2 separate regions of the Mus musculus genome follow, and region 2 is linked to region 1. Evidence: chromatin loops called from intact Hi-C (ENCODE). Cell type or tissue: left cerebral cortex. All regions are shown on one strand. Links, peaks and the distances in the headings refer to the core of each region. The heading gives the core; the rest is flanking DNA. Region 1 has its middle 200 kb from the start of Lurap1l. Region 2 holds the start of Lurap1l (leucine rich adaptor protein 1-like).

What was found. A loop is a pair of places that touch in the nucleus more often than their neighbours do. Peaks named below come from ENCODE experiments on the same cell type or tissue, not always from the same donor. Only the 100,000 strongest peaks of a DNase experiment are listed, where the experiment ranks them.
Region 2: a loop joins it to region 1, with 3 times the contacts of the local background. A loop is called at or near these places in 1 of 42 quality-filtered maps.

The regions. Positions count from the first base shown.
Region 1 is chr4:81,107,496-81,117,108 of GRCm38, forward strand. No RefSeq gene overlaps it. Among named protein-coding and RNA genes, the nearest start is that of Lurap1l, 200 kb to the left of the region's middle. In left cerebral cortex, for the core only: a CTCF peak has its summit at 4,039 (motif pointing left); DNase peaks (open chromatin) are centred at 1,058 and 4,007.
Region 2 is chr4:80,908,158-80,917,770 of GRCm38, forward strand. It overlaps Lurap1l (leucine rich adaptor protein 1-like), which reads left to right and starts at 2,529. Exons shown (of 2, transcript NM_026821.5): 1 at 2,529-3,488. The coding sequence starts at 3,198. In left cerebral cortex, for the core only: CTCF peaks have their summits at 2,990 and 3,879 (motif pointing right); DNase peaks (open chromatin) are centred at 2,499, 3,085, 3,218, 3,839 and 3 more places; H3K4me3 peaks cover 2,955 bases; H3K27ac peaks cover 2,188 bases.

The sequences.
Region 1 (9,613 bases), core at 793-8,792:
TGTATAATAAAAATTTTTCATTCTCAACAGGCACATTTGTTATGACTAGCATATTATTCTTACATAATTAACCTCGGCACAGTACTTCTTATAACTTGTTTCTGGTCTTCACAATAGCTGTGCAGTGTACAGAGGCACAGCAAGTAAGAAATCGCTGGATGTGGCCACTGCCCATGGAGAGAAGAAATAGCTTATCAAAAACTGGAGGGCCACCTCCAAACATAGAGGAAGGCAGCTGTTACAAAAACTGGATAGGTTTTATAAGAGTGTGTAGCTGGGAGAGGCTGCACAAAAGCTGAATCAGCCAGGTGGCTGGCTTTGGGACTTCTTCAGACCGATGAGGTGCTGACAGTGGCAGTTAGCAGTGTGCAGCCAGCTGTTATGGGCTTTTGAGAAATACTTTAAGTTTCTGTTTCCTAGCAAAATCTAGCTCAGGTGAGGTTTCAGCCTAGCAAAACCCAGCTCCAGGAGGGGGTCTAGTCATTGCCATCAACTCTGTCATTTTCTGGGCCTGCTTTATGACCTAACATACAGGTTGCATGTTTCCAATTTACACTTGAGAAAAACAAGGCTCAAACCCGATCTCATATTCTTCTGACACAGACACGTCACATTGTTATTGCCATGGCTGCTCTGGTTCAAACCTTTCTTCACTCACTAGGCACATGGAAAGTCAAAAAATAGATCCTCAAACCACCCACTAAAATATAAGATAATTCCTAAAGTGTTTGAGACTTTTGATGAAAATCCTATTAGGCACATTGATGAAATATATGTAAAGTATATCAGTTTCTACTGAAACTTTAAAAATCTTCAAACTAGACACCCTGATGCAATAGCCATATCCATGTTCTAGGAGCACAGCGATGAATGGATATGCAGATCAATTCAAATTTTCAGAAAAATTTGAATTTTTAGACTGAGTCACATAGTAAAAGGAGAATGCCACATAGCCATTCTAGATCTTAAAAACAGGCAGCATTTCAAAAGGAGGTGCGAGGCTAGTTTAGGTTGAAAGAAACGGCTGGAGAAGACACAGAGGACCTGGGAAGAGCCCCAAATACAGTAAGTCGTGGGCAGCTTACACCAGTGAGCAAGACAAAAATAAAACTCTGGAAAATGAATTTGGAGTTCAAGGATAAACTACATGCCTGGTGAGATCAGAATCCACAATAAGAGATTCTCAGTAGTAGGCAAGGATGTGGAGAAAGAGGAACACTCCTCCATTGTTGGTGAGATTGCAGGCTTGTACAACCACTTTGGAAATCAGTCTGGCGGTTCCTCAGAAAATTGGACATAGTACTACCGGAGGATCCAGCAATATCTCTCCTGGGCATATATCCAGAAGATGTCCCAACCGGTAAGAAGGACACATGCTCCACTATGTTCATAGCAGCCTTAATTATAATAGCCAGAAGCTGGAAAGAACCCAGATGCCCCTCAACAGAGGAATGGATACAGAAAATGTGGTACATCTACACAATGGAGTACTACTCAGCTATTAAAAAGAATGAATTTATGAAATTCCTAGCCAAATGGATGGACCTGGAGGGCATCATCCTGAGCGAGGTAACACATTCACAAAGGAACTCACACAATATGTACTCACTGATAAGTGGATATTAGCCCCAAACCTAGGATACCCAAGATATAAGATACAATTTGCTAAACACATGAAACTCAAGAAGAATGAAGACTGAAGTGTGGACACTATGCCCCTCCTTAGAATTGGGAACAAAACACCCATGGAAGGAGTTACAGAGACAAAGTTTGGAGCTGAGACGAAAGATGGACCATGTAGAGACTGCCATATCCAGGGATCCACCCCATAATCAGCTTCCAAACGCTGACACCATTACATACACTAGCAAGATTTTGTTGAAAGGACCCAGATGTAGCTGTCTCTTGTGAGACTATGCCGGGGCCTAGCAAACACAGAAGTGGATGCTCACAGTCAGCTATTGGATGGATCACAGGGCCCACAATGGAGGAGCTAGAGAAAGTACCCAAGGAGCTAAAGGGATCTGCAACCCTATAGGTGGAACAACATTATGAACTAACCAATACCCCGGAGCTCTTGACTCTAGCTGCATATTTATCAAAAGCTGGCCTAGTCGGCCATCACTGGAAAGAGAGGCCCATTGGACACCCAAACTGTATATGCCCTAGTACAGGGGAATGCCAGGGCCAAAAAAATGGGAATGGGTGGGTAGGGAAGTGGGAGGGGAGGGTATGGGGGACTTTTGGGATAGCATTGGAAATGTAATTGAGGAAAATATGTAATAAAAATATTTTTAAAAAAAAGACATTCTCAGTATATTCTCTGTTGTCTTTTTAAAATATTTCCTCCTATTTTACAAATTTCATTTGAAAGAGTAGATTTTTGACTGAATTTTCAGTTAATCAAAAAAGTAAATATACAATGACAAATGTATAGCCACTGTAAAAATGTATAGACACTGATGAGCTTATAGCATGTTAAGACATTCAGGTTTTATGCCACCCACTGTTTTTATAGTTCTATACATAGCACTTTTAGTTTGATAGCAACGCACAAACATAATATTTAAAAAGTGCACATTGACTACTCAAGGAATCTTCCCGTTAGAAATTGTAGGTAGAGGGAAACAGCCTTTTAACTAAAATTAGTTTCATGAGTTAACTCTAAAGAAAGCATGCCGTCACTCAAACTAATAGGACTTAATGGTTAAATTGAGAACTAAGTTAAATGTGCCCCCCCCATCCCGCCCCCATTTGTTATACTGTGTTCTGCCTCTCTGCCCAGATTCCGCTGATGGGAAGAAGGCAGAGCAGAGACCAGAAGAGAAAGTAGACAACCCGTGTTTCCCTTAGGCAGTACATCCCTGGTGTACTGCCTAGAGAGGGAGTCAGGAACAGAGATTTAGATCTATACTTCTCCTTAGGGCATGTGCACACCAGTCAGGAAGGAGGAGGCAGAGCCGGAGACAAGCAGGGATCCAGTCTGATTGGAAGAGAGTGACCAGTACCAGGAGAGGTGGGAGAAGAGCAAAGCTACTTTTGGGAGTCATAGGCCTGGCTCTTTTCGACAAAGGGCTTCCTGTGGTGATCTTTAATGAAGTAGCTCTCTGAGATGACCCTTGCTTGTTCATATTGCTTTATTTGGGGTGGATGTTGGAGCACACACTTTACTCAGGGTAACCAGGGATTCTATACATCTTGGGGGAAAGGAATGAGAATATCCAGGAATCGAAGGCCATTGGCTGAAGGCTAGGGCTACCTAGATGCCTCATTAGCATGAAGAAGAATTCCAGGTGCTATGCTAAGTGACTGACTGCCCATGGTTCTCTCAGTTGTGTCTCCTGGTTGTGTGTTCTGGAGCAAGTACAGAGATAGGAAGTGGCTCTATTCCTGCCATTCTCAAATCTCTGAGATTCTCCATGTTTGAGCTTGCTCAGCCTTACCAGTTCTTCTTCCTGTCTGGTAGCATGGTCCCACAGGCCTGACACCCCTTTCTCTTTGCCATCACTTTTGCTCCCAACTCCAACCAGTCTCTTGTAACAAATTAGAACATAGATTACATATTTTTAAAAGCCCAATTATTCTTAAACCTTTTGTATTTATTAGTATAAACATCCCAATCATGCCGACCAATGAGTATATTCCAATAAGCACACATTTTAGCTTGCCAGCCATAACTTCATATCATTCCCTTATGAAAATACAAACAAGGAGAAACAATACAATCATGGATGCAACTGTTAGTCTACTTTAATTTATATTGTCCAGGTATAAGCAATTGAAGCCGAGCATCACTTCTTGAAGTCAAATGCCACATCCCTGTGCCTTACGATGCACATTTCAAATGGAAATAAATACCAAGAGAATCTGGTAATTGGGTGTGATTCCACATATTCTTATTCTAGCAAAGCAAATCACAACAGGGGAGTCCTCCAGGCCAGAAAGGATCTGAAAAGCACTTTGTTGAACGGGTTTCTCTGTTCCTTCAGCCTGAGTCATTCCCACTGTCTTAGCTTTGCTGCCCTCCTCTGGAATTCTTGCATTACCTGGTTCTCTTTTTCAAATGACATGGAATTCGTACCTGATCTGTGGTTTTTTTTTATCCAACTTCTGATTGAAGAGGGCACTCTGTAATCATCACCTCTCATCCCTGTGTTCTATTCCATAATGACATGAGTAGGCTATTTTATGTGACATTTGTCCCTGGTGAACACTCCAGAAAACTGTTTTTCAGAGTATTTCTGTAAAAAGAGAACTTGACTTTTTAACCCTTCTGTTAGGACACATCTTTCCTCCTTGTATTTTACCTAATAATTATCTTCTATTCTCTTAGCTACTACTTTCATTTTTAATTACATCACAGTTATTGATCAATATATTAAATATGTTCAATAGCTTCAATGATTTTGAAAATTTTTATTCTATTGAGTTGTATATTTATTCTGACAATTTTTTATAGACTGTCCAAATCTATAACTTGTTCAATAAGATAACGCATCTATAGCACTTAGATCAGGGATAAAAAGAATATGAGCATTGTGTTCCATGAAAAATGAAATGATGGCATAGGAATAATATTACCTTGGTAGCATAGAACTTGTGGGAATGACCAACCAGAAATGACTAGTCTAACTTGATGTTCACATGACAAGAGAGTGTCCATGCCTAACAGTCCCTGGATGGCCAGGTACCTCAGGCTCAACAGGCAGAGATCTAGGATAAAACTAACATGACTGAAAGAAAAAAAATCAAAGTAAATGGAATGATTCCTAATGATATCTTGCTATATTCACAGATGTGTGCCTAGGCCAATCATCAATAGAGAGGCTTCATCAGCAACTGATGGGAGCAGATGCCTAGAATCACAGCCAAATACTAGGCAGAGTCAGGGAGAACCCTGCAGAAGAGAGGGAGGAAGGATTCTAGAAGCCAAAGGGGTCAAGGACATCAGCAGAACACAGCCCTCAGAATTAACTAAGCAAGGCTCATAGGGATTCACAAACACTGAAGTGACAATCACAGAGTCTGCATGGGTCTGAGCTAGGTCCTCTGCATTTATGTTATGGTTAAGTGCACTGGATACTCTGTAGAGGGCCCAGGTTCAGGTTCCGGCACTCACATGGCTGCTCACAACTGTCTGCACTACAGTTTCAGAGGAATCAATCCTGCCCTCTGGTTTCCACAAACATAGCACATATGTATAAATACATAGATACAAGTATCCATTCAACACCCAAAATATAAAATAATATACTTAACACATCTTTAGTAGCCCTGGGTAGCTAACAGTTATCAAATAGGACAAAGCAGTCCTAGACCAAAATGCCAGGCATAAAAGTCCTAAATTAAAATTGCCTATTAACCTTTAGAGCATTCTAACTTTGGTAATACTACCTGAATGCATATGTGTAAGTTTCATCTCAGAGAAGTTTAGTAATTCATGCATCTGCTCTCAGCACTTAGAAAGCTAAGGCAGGGGCATTGCCTCAAGCTTGAGGTCAGTTTGTACTATGGTATGAGATCTTTACACAAGACAACAGAAGAAGAAGTCTCATTTCAACTTTCTGTATCCAGAGGAATTTTGGGATATTGGTGCTTCTGCATGTATGTGCTGATGCGTGTCAGTGTGCCGACAAAGTGCAGCCATGCTGGGTACTTGTTGTCAGCTTGATGCAAACTAGTATCAGCTGGAAAGGAGGTGCCTCCTTGGAGGAACCGCCTCCGTCAGATTAGCCTGTTGGTATAACTGTGAGCATTTTCTTCATGATGGTTGATGTGGAAGAGACTAGCCTACTGTGCATGGTGCTATCCCTTATCAAGTGGTCCTAAGTTATATAAGAAAGCAAGATGAGCAAGCCATGGGGAACAAGGCAGTAAGTGGTGTTCCATCATGGTCTCTGATTTTGGTCCAGTTTTGGCCTCCAGATTCCTATACTGTGTTTCTGCTCTGACTTCCCTCAATGATGGACTATGACGTAGGGATTGTTAGATGAAATACACTCTGTCTTACCCAAGTTTTTATTTGGTCATGGTGTTAATGACAGCAGCGGCAAACTGGGATGATAACACATAAGCTTTGTTCTTCTCAGGAAACCTATGAAATCTCATTGGCACTTTGAGCCATGGCAATGCAATTCTCTTTGAAGAATGTAATTGTCCCTTCCCATCTCTGGTGCTGGTAGGAACCCCAGTGAACCTTCTTCAGGAAGTGCTCATTCTCTTGATCTCCCAACTTTGAGTAAAGATTGGCTAATAATTGCCAGCAACTCCATGGCTAGGAGTGGGGGAAATAGGTCTGATGACACCTTTATCCCGATATCACGCTGTCTCCAAGTAGTTGGCATTGTAAGCATTACCAAGAGTTGGATTAGCAACTCTTAGCAACTCATTAGCAAGAGACTGAAGAAAAGAACAATTTAAAAATAACATTTTTAAAAGTTTTCCTTTTAAAATTATAATCCAAAACACAGGGAGTAGTGAAGTAAAAATCCACAAATTTTATTTTAGTAATATTTTCAAAACATGTATTATCAGAGTTAAAATATATCAAATATACTTATAATATTGAACTTACACATACACAAATATGCAGGCTGTGCACACACAGTGGTGTGTGGAGGGGTATGGGAGTTTGCCTGGTAAAATTCTGTCAATTGGTACTTCTGGCTGGTTATATTTGATATTTCAATTTTGCACATGTACATTTTTTCCAATATTAATTCCTATTAGTTCTTTGACACCATTTTGATTATATTCAGGCCTTCTTCCCTCAACTCTTCTGAAATCCACCCCTTTCCCTAACTACTCACCCAAATTTGTGTCCTGTTTTTTGTTTTTCTTTTAAGTATTCAAGACCAATTTGTGCTGCCAAAAAATTATGGCTTCCCCCGCCCAACCCACACTGCAGTGTGTTAGTTTGAACACTTAGGGAAAACAGTCTCTCCCTTTCTCAGGAGCTAATCATTACCAACACTCCATGGCTAGGAGTGAGAGGAATGGAGAACTCCATTTTTCACACTGGGACTTGATCTGGGTTTGCACAGGTTTCGTGCATGCTGTTAAAATTCCTGAGTGCATATGTGTAGCTGCCCAGCTGTGCCCAGAAGATACTCTTTTCCTTGCGGTCATCCATCTCTGGCTCATACAGCCTTTCTGTCCCTCTTTCTGCAGTAATCCTTGGGAGTAGGGTTGTGGTGTCTATGTTACCTTTAGGGCTAAAAATACTGCTGTCTCTTGGTCTCTTCACCTTTGCCAGTGGTTGTCTCTACTAATCACTATCTACTACAAATAGAAGTTTCTCAGTGAGGGTTAGCAGATACATTGATCTATGTATAATGATAAGTCATTAGGAGTTGGTTAAACACTATGATTATTTAGCAGCATGGTAGTAGTAGGTTCTCTCTAGGACATGAGTGAGACCTGGCTAGCCATAGATGCTTGGATTGATTATAGAATGAGGTTTCATTTTCTGGAGCCAGTTTTAAATCCATTCACAAAGTGATTGGTTATTACCACCATGTTCATTGAATTAATTCATGTGAGAATTTCTTATAAGTCAGTCATTATTATAGCTCACAAAATTCGTAGCTTGGTATTATTATTTTTATTAATATATACCTGTTATACTTATAGATGAATTAAAGTGCTTTCATAAGCATGAAAATATATTTGTATCTGTACGTGTTTGTTTTTATGGGGTTTATCTTTTCAAAATCTATCCATTACAAAACCAAGAACAACCATCCACTCACTTATCTCTCACCTCTTTTTGCATTCATGACTGCAGATATGATTATCGGCATTGTGGTCCTAAAGGTCTCAAACCCCCATTATTTCTGCTATTGCCTATTAACTACTCATTTTGATTTCTACCAACTGGTCTGTAACAAAATACTTCATGTTTCAATATTATGTTCAGAGTGCTTCTCTACTTTGTCTTTCCTCTGATTTTGTGTGTGTGTGTGTGTTGGGGGGATGTGCAGTAAGTTAGTATTAAATCTCATCTGTGAAGCACAGACTTCTAGACACAGTCTCATGACTGGATGTGACAGGGTCTTTGTGCCCAAACTGACTCCAGCTAGCCTTCTGTACGTATTCACACAAGAGACACATATGGTATATATACATTAATGTCAACTTCTTAACATGATTTTAAACATTTTAATTTCAAATGTAATTTGACCTGTTTATAGTAAAGAGTGAAATAAGAGTAAAGAGAAACCATCTCTTTAAAAAAAAAAAAGTGGAGAATCCAGTACTACCCAGGCACCAGGATATAGACATCATGTTCTTCGGTATCTCCCGTTTAGCCCTGTAGTGACCCCAACAGTCCTACTCAGTGAGAGATAATAAGCAATAGCTCGAACTGAAAGGTAAACTTCATCAATGACAACAGAAGCTGGCATCAGTTCGGCTTGAAACAGCTTACTTACAAAGATTCATGGGCGCAGATTTTTCACTTAAAATGTAATTGGAGATAGCATTCAATATGTACCATACACGATGGAGCTAAATGCTAAAATTCATAGTTCATTCCAACTCCATTATTCAACAAAATTTGACATACCAGTTATATTTACAGATGTTCTATGCCCTGGAGATTTGACTATGATCAATCCCTGCCCCACCAACACACATGACTTTTCAGTGAAGGGGAATAATAAAACATTAAACAATGTTCTGAAATCATATGGGACAAAGGACTTTGATAATAGAGAATGACTGGTAGCCACTATCCACCTATCTATAGAAGAAGTCACTTTAGAAGGCAGTGTTGAACAGAGAACTGAGTGAAACCACGGAGCAGGACAGATGTGTGGGAAATGAGCATAAAGAGTCTCAGCAATTGACCCATCCTAATACATGGCTCAGCTGAACCTGGGCATCTCTTAAAAGATTTCACATTTCAACATGTAAAGATTGTCTTCATAACTGTCCCTTCCAGGCCATATACTTCACGGAGGGAGGACTCTTCAGCGTTGACAGAATTGAAATATTTCATACTGCCAAGAATCCCGTGAATGATTTGATACAATATGTCAGTTGCTCACTGGTCTGACAGATGATGTTGTAGAAAGTGGCATCAGGAAGAACAGAACGTTAGCAGTCTCTGTGGGAAGATGCTCACGGGGCACATAACGCGCAGAAACCACCAGGAAGTGGCAGGACCATTTGCTCTTTCTAGTTTCCAGAATAAAGCAGCTGCTGTTTACCAGGCTTGGTGTGCTCCTGAGTTATCTCAGCATTCTGCAGATGAGTTTGTTCATTCTTGGGGTGTGTGGGGGGCAGACAAACTCAGTGTTGCAGAGAAATAAAGTTTCATCCTTTTTCAGACACTTGTCATGAGCCATTTCAAAGCTGCCAGGAAGGATGAAAATGCAGAAGGAATGGTGACTGACATGTTGCTCACGTCTCTTCTGAAAGTTTACTTTTTCTCATTTGATTCTTACAATAGCCAAATTTGACTTTGCTTAATTTCATTTAACAAAATTATTTTGAGCATTATTCATGTAACTTGTTTTGTTTGATATTCTTGACTGCCAATTTGACTACCTCTGGAACTTAAACCCAGAAATGGAGGACACACATGAGAGGAACTTTTTTTTCCCTTAAT
Region 2 (9,613 bases), core at 848-8,847, 200 kb before region 1:
ACATTAGGCCTGGGTAAACACAGTGCACTGGCAAGCACTGCACTGGATAAGTAGGAATGGGCAGGGAGCCGTTAAAAGAGTGTGGTCAGGGTGTGTCTCTCCTTGTCTGCTTTCTTCTCCCTGGTTTCCCTCTTGCACTGCTGGGGACGCTATATCCTGCCCACTGCCCATCTAGATCTCACTATGGCAGCTTATGTCTTATTTCCCACATCAAGGCACGGGCTACTGGCCAACCCTCTCATACATTTCCTCAGAGATACATATATATACATCTTGAAGATGAACAGAAAATGTACTCAAGACTAAAACTTAAAAAATCCAATTTTCAGAAATTTGGAATGAGAAATATCATCATATCAAACCACAGAGAAGAAAAGTCTACCATATTCTATTTTAGGCCTAGTAAGGATTATAGTTCTAAATTGTTCCCCAAACTGGCATTCAAAACATTTCCATTTTAAACAAATATATCATAAGACATCATAAAGAACACTTTAAAAACAACATAACGAAGATTTTCTTTAAATGCTTAAATGTGTTTTACATTTCACAAGAACAAAATGTTAACTATATGCAATCTACTTGTTTGTTTGTTTCCAAACAGGATTTCTTAGTGTATATCCGGCAGTCCTGGAATTTGCTCTGGAGACCAGGCTGGCCTCCAGCTCCAAGATCTTCCTGCCTCTCCCTCCTGAGTGCTGGGATTTAAGGGATCTTCCTCCACCACCCGGCCATCATACTCTTTTTATTATAAGGTCAACTTCTGTCTTAGTTACAGATAGGCACTTCACTGATGATAACTGGAAAATGACTTGTCCAACGAAGATCTAACTAGGTATTGAATCCTTGGGGTTTACTTTGCATTCAGCTCTGAATTGGACTTTGTACAGTTTATAATAAAAAGCTGTCCGTGACTCAAATGAGAAGCGTCCATAATTACATGCCACAGTGCAATCCTCATGCAATGAACTTGTGGTTTGCCAGCTTTCAAACAATGCATGCAGTTTTATGGGAGAGTTGCGATTTAAGTTGGTCCCTCTTTGATTCCATAAATGGTAGTTCTGATTTTGAAATGAGCCACCTAACTTACAACATTTAATTTTTTTTTCCTTTTTTCCTTTTAAAAACAGTTTTAACACATGCAAAGGTCTGGCTTATTGACAAGACAATTTCAGCAACGTTTTCCCTGCCATGAGATATTTCCTTCAGAAAGTCTCTGCTTTTTCTCCTTTTAAGGTTTCTTGGATGTGAAGATGACATGAACAAACTCCAAACTCCATTTATCTATGTTGTTTGGAATGGAAAAGCTGAATGGGAAAGGAGGCCAGAGGAACAGAGGACACAAATGAGTAGGTCCCAGACAAAAAGTATTGGAAATACTTCAATGGAAACCTAAAATTATAGTTTGGTGGGTTGAAAATACTATTCTCAACTCTCACTGACACAAATACAATGTTCAAGCAATCTTATAATCTATGTACTTGTTGCTGATTTACTTGGTAGATGTATTCTAGATTAATGGTTTACAAAGTTGTGGTTCTTCCTAAATAGCAGCAAATTATATAGAAATTATCAAAGAAAACAAGTATGATTTCACTAGTTACTCTCAGAGTTTTTCTTCCATAATTAAAGAGGAATGCTTCAGCAATTTCTTCCATTTAAAATTCTCCTGCCCCCTCAGTATTTATATATATATATACAAACACATACATGCTCTGGTTATTCTGTTCTTCATTTCTGCTTGGGGTAGTATGCTGGAATATTGGCAACACAATTATATCTTCTTGTACATTTTCACTGAACCATTTTTTTCTTAAAATTTTTATTGTTTAAATGCATTTTTTTTTTAATTTTTGAGACAGGGTTTCTCTGTATAGATGTAGCTGTCTTGGAACTCACTCTGTAGACCAGGCTGGCCTCGAACTCAGAAATCCACTTGCCTCTGCCTCTGCCTCTGCCTCTGCCTCTGCCTCTGCCTCTGCCTCTGCCTCTGCCTCTGCCTCTGCCTCTGCCTCTAAGTGCTGGGATTAAAGGCGTGTGCCACCACTGCACGGCTTAAATGCATTTTTTAACATCAAACACATTAATAATACTGAATATTTTGCGAATCAAATAGTACATAAAAATTTGTTCAACTTCACTGAACTATTTATCGATTGAATTTCTCCGTTCTTTGTGGAGTTATTGGGCAAGAATTCTAATGCTATGTGTAATTGGCTTTTAGGAAAGTTGGGGGGGGGGGTGGAAAACGACATAAAATTTAGCCATTCTTCTGCCTCTAATGTTAAAAATGTGTTCTACAGGTTGTAGCTGTCAGGGGACTTCAGCAGGGCAACTTTTAACTTAGTAACCTAATATGGGTATGCTCAGCTGAGGCAGGATTTGCATTTCAGTTTCTTAACATCAGGGTTGGGAAGATTTTGCTGCCCTTCTTGTCTGTGACATACGGTACAGGGGTTGGCTCTGCTTTGGTCCACCTGCCAGTCGAGTTTAAAGTTTCCGAGGCTCGGAGGAACACAATGACTTGGATGAGACCGACTAAAAGGAAAGGACACTGCTGCAGCAACCAGGAAGCCCTTGAACCCCAGCTAAGCTAACCGTGTCTTTTTCTTTTTTCTTTCTAAAATGCGCCTACACCGCCTACACACAGGACGAACCCACTTCTTTCATTGATCAGATTTTTTTTTTTTTTTCCTGACCGTCTAAGATAGTCTGATCCTTGGCGACATATGGCTGGAAAATGAAACGACCCGGGAGTGTGGCCACCTCGTTATTCTGTGTGGTGTAATACCAGATGGGCACCGTGAACCGCGCTGGGATGTGAATGGACAGTTTGAAATGGGAATTTCCCCGCATCGAGCAGGTTCCATTTCTCTCTTGGGTCTCTCGGTATAACGTACTAGCTTTTGCCCTTCTTCTCTGCAGTATCAATTAACTCAACTTGGCGGTGGAGTGGCCAGCTAGGAAAGGAATGAAGCGATCTGGCTAATCTTGCTGGCTGTGGAGCGGCAGAGCCTGAAACTGCAGCCGGGTGCAGATCTGCCGACTGCGCCCGGGGCATGGAGCGCACGGGCGACCGCGGGGACTCAGGCCCGGCCAGAGGAGCCCAGTACTGAGCTCCGGAGTCCGCCAGGCCGCCGCCGCCGCCTCCTCGCGCCCTCTGCCTTTACTGTCAGTGTCGCCCCTCGCAAAGAGTCATGGAAGACAGCCCGCTGCCAGACCTCAGAGACATCGAGCTGAAGCTGGGGCGCAAAGTGCCCGAGAGCCTAGCGCGCTCGCTGCGCGGGGAGGAGCTGGCGCCTCGGGAAGGGGCTGCGGACCCCAGCGGGGTTGGTGGGAGCTGCAGCAGCAGCAGTAGCTGCAGCAGCTTTGCGCCCTCCGTGTCCTCCTCGTCGTCATCCTCCCCTGCCTCTGGCTCTCCACGACGTAGCCACCCCAGCGCCCTGGAGAGGTTAGAGACCAAACTGCACATCCTCAGACAGGAGATGGTGAGTGTGATGCGTCAGAGGCGACTTGGGGACCCGGGGCCTGGGACCCGAGAGGGTGGCACAGGAGCGGGGGGGGGGGGGGGGGGAGAAGCTGGGAGGAGGTGTGCGGGAGCGCGCCTCTGGACTCGGCTACAGCTAAGCTTGAACCCTGAGGACTTTGCTCGGTCACGGGGTGCCCTGGCAGCTCATTCGGCTCTACTTTCTGATAGAGCTACTCCCTGCGCACCACTCTGCAGCTGCCAGCCGCGGATTCTCCCGCACTAGCCTGCTAAAGGCCGGCAGTTACTGCGCGGATCTGGGCCTGCTGTGAGCCGTTTATGTTTTGCCTTGGTTCAAAGGGTGGTTTAGTCCAATGCACTTAGCGCAGAAATGCCTCCCAGCTGGCCGGGAGGTGGCGCGGCGGGGTCCTTGCAGCCTGCTGTAGTTTGCTCTCCTCCACCCTCCCCTTGCAGCAGCTGCAGCTGTCCCAAGGCCACTGTTCAGTAGATTCGCCACAGCTGGTTCTGAAAACAATGGCTCCTCGCCCTTGATGTGCTTGTGAATGGCTTGTTTCACTGTTTTGATCCTGGAGAGCAGGTGACCCCAGCCCAGGGATTTGCTAATGACTGCCTCCTACCCTTTCCTCTAGTTCTCAATCAGCACTTGTTTTCTCTACCATTTCTGTGAACCTCGGATTAGGACAATGGGTCAAGTAGGTCTAAGACTCGTTATTCCGGATGTGTTTACACTAAAGCATTCATTCATTTGCCTTGAGCTCTTGGGCGAGTCTTGGCCTTTACAGATCTCAGTTTGTGATCTTTACAATGATGAGCTGATTGGAAGAAATTATCTCTTTCTAAGCCTTTTGAAGCAAATGGCCACAAACCAATTACATTTTCTACCAACTTAGAGAGGAGGAAAATTTCAACAGGGGGAGGGGGAGTGTTGAAGGGCTTCCTACAAAAGTAGCCTGCTGGGGGTTCACATCTAAGATTCCTTCCATTTTTATTTTCTGTGATAGGGAGACCTCAGAGATAAATTCCAAGCCAAATGACAGTCTTCAGAGATCATGACCTATTAAAAGACTATAGAATATCACTTTAAAGACCCTCGCTAGACCTCTAAACCTGGTCTACTTGAAGCCTTTATGTCTCCCGTAGTAGCTTACCACTTGAAAAGGTTCCACATATTGAAATATATGTATATTTCTACATGTAACTGAATATGTATATATGTATAATATACTTTGTGCATTGCAAATTATTTTTATTATTATTCATATTTCGCTGCCTAAATACATGTTAATCACTACAAATATTTATTACATAGTTACCATGTCTTAGTAAGTATTGAGGTCTGAAATATGCAATAAAAAAATAAAGGAGGTGAGATTTCTTAGACTCTGAGCATCTGAAACATCTACCAAGTTCAAAGTTACTACTGGTCTAGGAAGAGGTGGGTCCAGACCCCATCACATATCAGATAGATTGCATTGAAACAAAATTACAGTTATTAAATAGGAACGAAATAATTTTATAGTTTAGGATCACCACAACATGAGGTTGGACGCATCAGAAAGGTTGAGAACCGCGGGCCTCAGAGGATGTAAAGATGCTAACTCCTAAGTGGGATGACCTGAGTTTGATACCCAGGATTCATATGGAGAATCAGCTCGCACAAGTTGCTCTCTGACCTCCACACAAGCACCGTAGTGTCACGTGCACATGTGTGTATACCTCACAAACTAAATACAGGAATGTAAACAAACAAACAACAACCACAGCAACAACAAACCTTTTCAATCAATGAATGTGTCCATTAAGAGCTTTCAAATCTCTTATGCTTATTTGACTTTTATTTGTAGTATTGAATTCTATAGGATAAGGAAAATTGGTCATTTTCAAGTAAGACTGTCTGCCATACATCTATTTTTCCTAATGAAAATGTCCAAGTTGATAAAAAATTCTTTCAGATATATCTTGCTATTTATGATGATCATGATGTATCAGGGTTTTTTTTTTAATTATTTTTATTTTACATGTATGAATGGTTTCTCTGAGTGAATGTTTGTACCCTGCATTCACACCTGGTGTCCTCAAAGGCCAGAAAACAGTGCTGTGTGCACCAGAACTGGAATTATAGACAGTTGTGAGCTACCATACTGGTGCTGGAAGTGAACACAGGTCCTATGAAAGAGCGACAAGTGCTCATAGCTGCCTAGCCATCTCTCCAGCACTCTGGTATTAATTTCTAAAAGGACAAGTGGACAATCACAACAAACTAATGAATCTGTGTCGTCTCAATGTCTGTAGACTAAGAAAAATGCATGTCATGATCCATGCTTTGGGGTAAACTCTGTGTTCTAATAAAAGTCTCCATTGAGTAAATCTTTCCAACACTGGCTTCATTTAGGAGGCAGAGGAGGCATATTCATTTTAGCTATGCACATCTGCACGCACATGCGTGTAGGTTGACATCACGTGCCTTCCTCCATCCGTCTCCATCTTATGTATTGAGGCATCCGTCGTCCACTTGTCTAGTCTAGCTAGCCAGCTTGTTCACTGGATTTCAGGAATGCATTTGGTGTTTGTGAGAAGGCTAGGAACCCTAGCTCTGGTCCTCATGCTTATGAGGCAAGCACATTTCCCATGGAACACCTCTGAAACATCCCTTCAGCCCTCTGTCATCCCCGTTTATGCTTCCATGGATACCATCTTTTAACCTTGTCTGTAAATGTTGTAGTCATTGCTTTTAGAAATCTAGAAGGTGGTTTGAAAGGCAGAAAGGTGGGTAAAGACACTGAAGTGGGGTAAGAAGCTGTTTCTGGCCAAACTCCTTAATGTTGAAACCCTACTTAACAATTCAAATAGTGTCATGGGTAAGGAAAATATGAATAAAGACATTTGTAAGCATAATTTGATACAAAAGGTAAAAATCTAAGTTTAGAATGTTTTGGGGAAGTAACAAAAATGTTGATACAAACAGTTCTGATTTTGACTTTAGGAAAATTACAAGAGAGAAATGTAGAATTGCATGTGAAATTTATTTTGAAACTGGAGTAGGTACTGAGCTTCTAATACAAAATTTACCCAAGAAGCCTGTGAGGGTTGGCAGCTCCTGGGAGGCAGATGCAAGCAGACTTCTGAGAGTTCCAGGACAGCCAGGGCTACCCAGTGAGACCCTGTCATAAAAAAAAAAAAAAAAAAAAAAAAAAAAAAAAAAAAAAAAAAAAAAAACCCAAAACCAAAAACACAACACAACAAAATATATAGATGATAAACCAAAATCTGCCCAATAGCATTTGGTCATTACTTCTCAGCTCATTGTAATGTGTGTCGTATCATTTGCACCTCAGATTAGACTACAGCAAGGAGGTATTTTCATTCATACTTGGAAAGAGACCTTTTGCCTTAGCATAGAGATGGGTTGAGAATACAGGGTAAGGCCACACAGTTAATTAGTGAATAAAATTATCATTTGAACTTATGGCACCTGACTTTATGTACTGTGCTTTTTACCCACACTGGTCTGTATTCCGGAATTTTCTTTTAAAAATATAGTTTAGCCCTTGTAAATCTGTGATAGCTTAGCATTTTACCTCATAAAATGATAAGAAACTCACAGAACAAGCCCTTGGGATATGTGGCAGGGGTTGTTGTGAATGTGTATTCATTTATCAGTCAGTAATCGTGTGTGTGTGTGTGTGTGTGTGTGTGTGTGTGTGTGAGAGAGAGTCCTGCCTTTGACCTTAGGGAACAAGAACAAAATGTCTTCCTTTTAAAAAGTCAATATTGGGGTTTTTGTAATGGCTCTGTGTGCAAAGGCACTTGATGCCAGGCCTGGCAATCTGAATTCGAGTTTGGATCCTACATGTGAAAAGTAGGTGACTATCCCTAGCAGTAGTCCTCTGGTCTACACACACACACACACACACACACACACACAATGGTACATGCCATTGACCTCAAACATATCATACACACATACAACAATAAGTATTATCTTTAAGAGACTTCCTTGGTGTTTTCTTCCCACATTATATACAAAGATTCATTTTAAACAATTTTCTTAAGATGAGGATTTCATTATATATGACTATATTTTATAATCTAATAATATCAGAAATCTTCTTCCAGTAAGTATAGATCAGTTCTATCAAATTTTGTTTAAATATTTAGTAATCTAGCTTAAAACATACTCTTTCTTTATGAGTTATTCAAAATGTTGTTAAACTACTTCAAAATGTCTGTATTATACTTGTAGCTTGAGAATGAAAACCATTTTCCTAGATTTACTCTGTGGCAAATTCGACATGAAGAAGATAATAGGGGCAATCAGCAGACCATAGGAGATTGAAGTTACAAGGGACCTAATGCATGGTCCTGAGGTTACCTTCCTAGACCAGTATTAGTTACGAAATCAATGTCCTGCTGTGGAGTAGGAGAGGAAGTGACCACGTGGATCCCAGTCAGGGCTCTCAGAGGTGCAGACCCTTGACATCTTCAGGTAGGCTGGAGCCACTGTGAAAGCTGACATGAAAACCCTGGGTCCTGACTTCCATATCTGGAGCCATAGTTTGCAGACTTCTATATGTGTGAGAATAGAAATCTGAAGCTAGTGACTTAGACTTTGTTACTACAACATATCACACACTGCAGCTCGTTGTCAATCTGTGCCTTGGACTAGACACAGATATACATATGGGAGAAAAAGTGGTTCAAGAGGTGGCTCAGCAGTTTAGAGCACTTGCTATTTCTGCAGAGAGCCCTGGTTCAGTTCCCTACACCCACATACATACATGCAGGCAAAACACTCAAACGCATAATAAGTAAATCTAAATTTTTTGAAAGAAAAAAATCATAAATGATACCAGATCACAAATTAAAATGTTTGAAAAATCTTGAAAATAGATTTCTGCTTGACTTTTATGGATACTGGTCTTAATAATTTTTTTTTTTACTATGCCCCCTCCCTATTTTAAATGGTGTCTTTATTTTTGTAATAAAAAAAAAAAAACCTTCAAAATTCCCTTAAAAGCAAGTTTTAATTTTACTAGCTTCACACTTGGCTTTGGGTACACTTCAGTGTAGGCACGGAGATTTTTATGACTTGGTTGCCTCTAGGTAGAAGCTGGGAAGTGGAGACATTTTCCTTAATGAGTTCTCAAGATGGTTGAAAAGATAAAATAGGAATATAATTTGGCCAGAGAATGATTACAAACCAACATGTCAGCGGGCGCCAGATGCTACATTTGAGACAGGGGAGCCTGGCTGTGGGTGTGACTCATGAGGATAAGCCCTCCTGACTCATAAGGTGACCCTGGCAACCATGTAAATTAAGGGCTTAACCTAGGGATAAAGACATGGAGGACAGTTAGTACCCAGCAGTAGCTGCTTCTGTCTTTATGGGCATTTAATGTTAGTATTTTGAATGTAATAAGTAAATCTTCCTTTTTTTAATTTGGATACTTTATTTGTTTACATTTCAAATGTTTTCCCCTTTTCTGGTTTCCCCACTGCAAACTCCCTATCCCATCCTCCTCCCCCTGCTTCTATGAGGGTGCTCTCCCACCCACCTCATCACCCTAGTATTCCTCTACATTGAGGCATCACTCCCACTGATGCCAGATAAGGCCCCTTCAGCTCCTTCATTCCTTTCCCCAACTCCTCCACTGGGTTCCCTGTGCTCAGTCCAATGGTTGGCTGTAAGCATCTGCATCTGTATTGGTCAGGATCTGGCAGAGCCTCTCAGGAGACAGCTGTATCAGGATCCTGTCAGCAAGCACTTCTTGGCATCATTAATAGTGTTTGGGTTTGGTGTCTGCATGTGGGATGTATCCCCAGGTGGGGCAGTCCCTCGGTGGCCTTTCTTTTAGTCTCTGCTCATAATAATTAAATCTTATGAGACATACTTGCATAATGAGTGGCTCTTGCATTGACAGCAGCTCTAATGTCACTTTGCTAGAAGCTCATAGAAGGTAAACATATAACTTGAAAACCTTCCACAAACTAATGTCCGAGCTTGCATGTGTGAGAAAGACTGAGGACAACTCAGGAATCAGTTTCCTACTGTGTAAGTCCTGGGCTTTAACTTAGGTTATCAAACCTGCTAAGCCATGATGCTGGTTCAATAACCTACCTACCTTC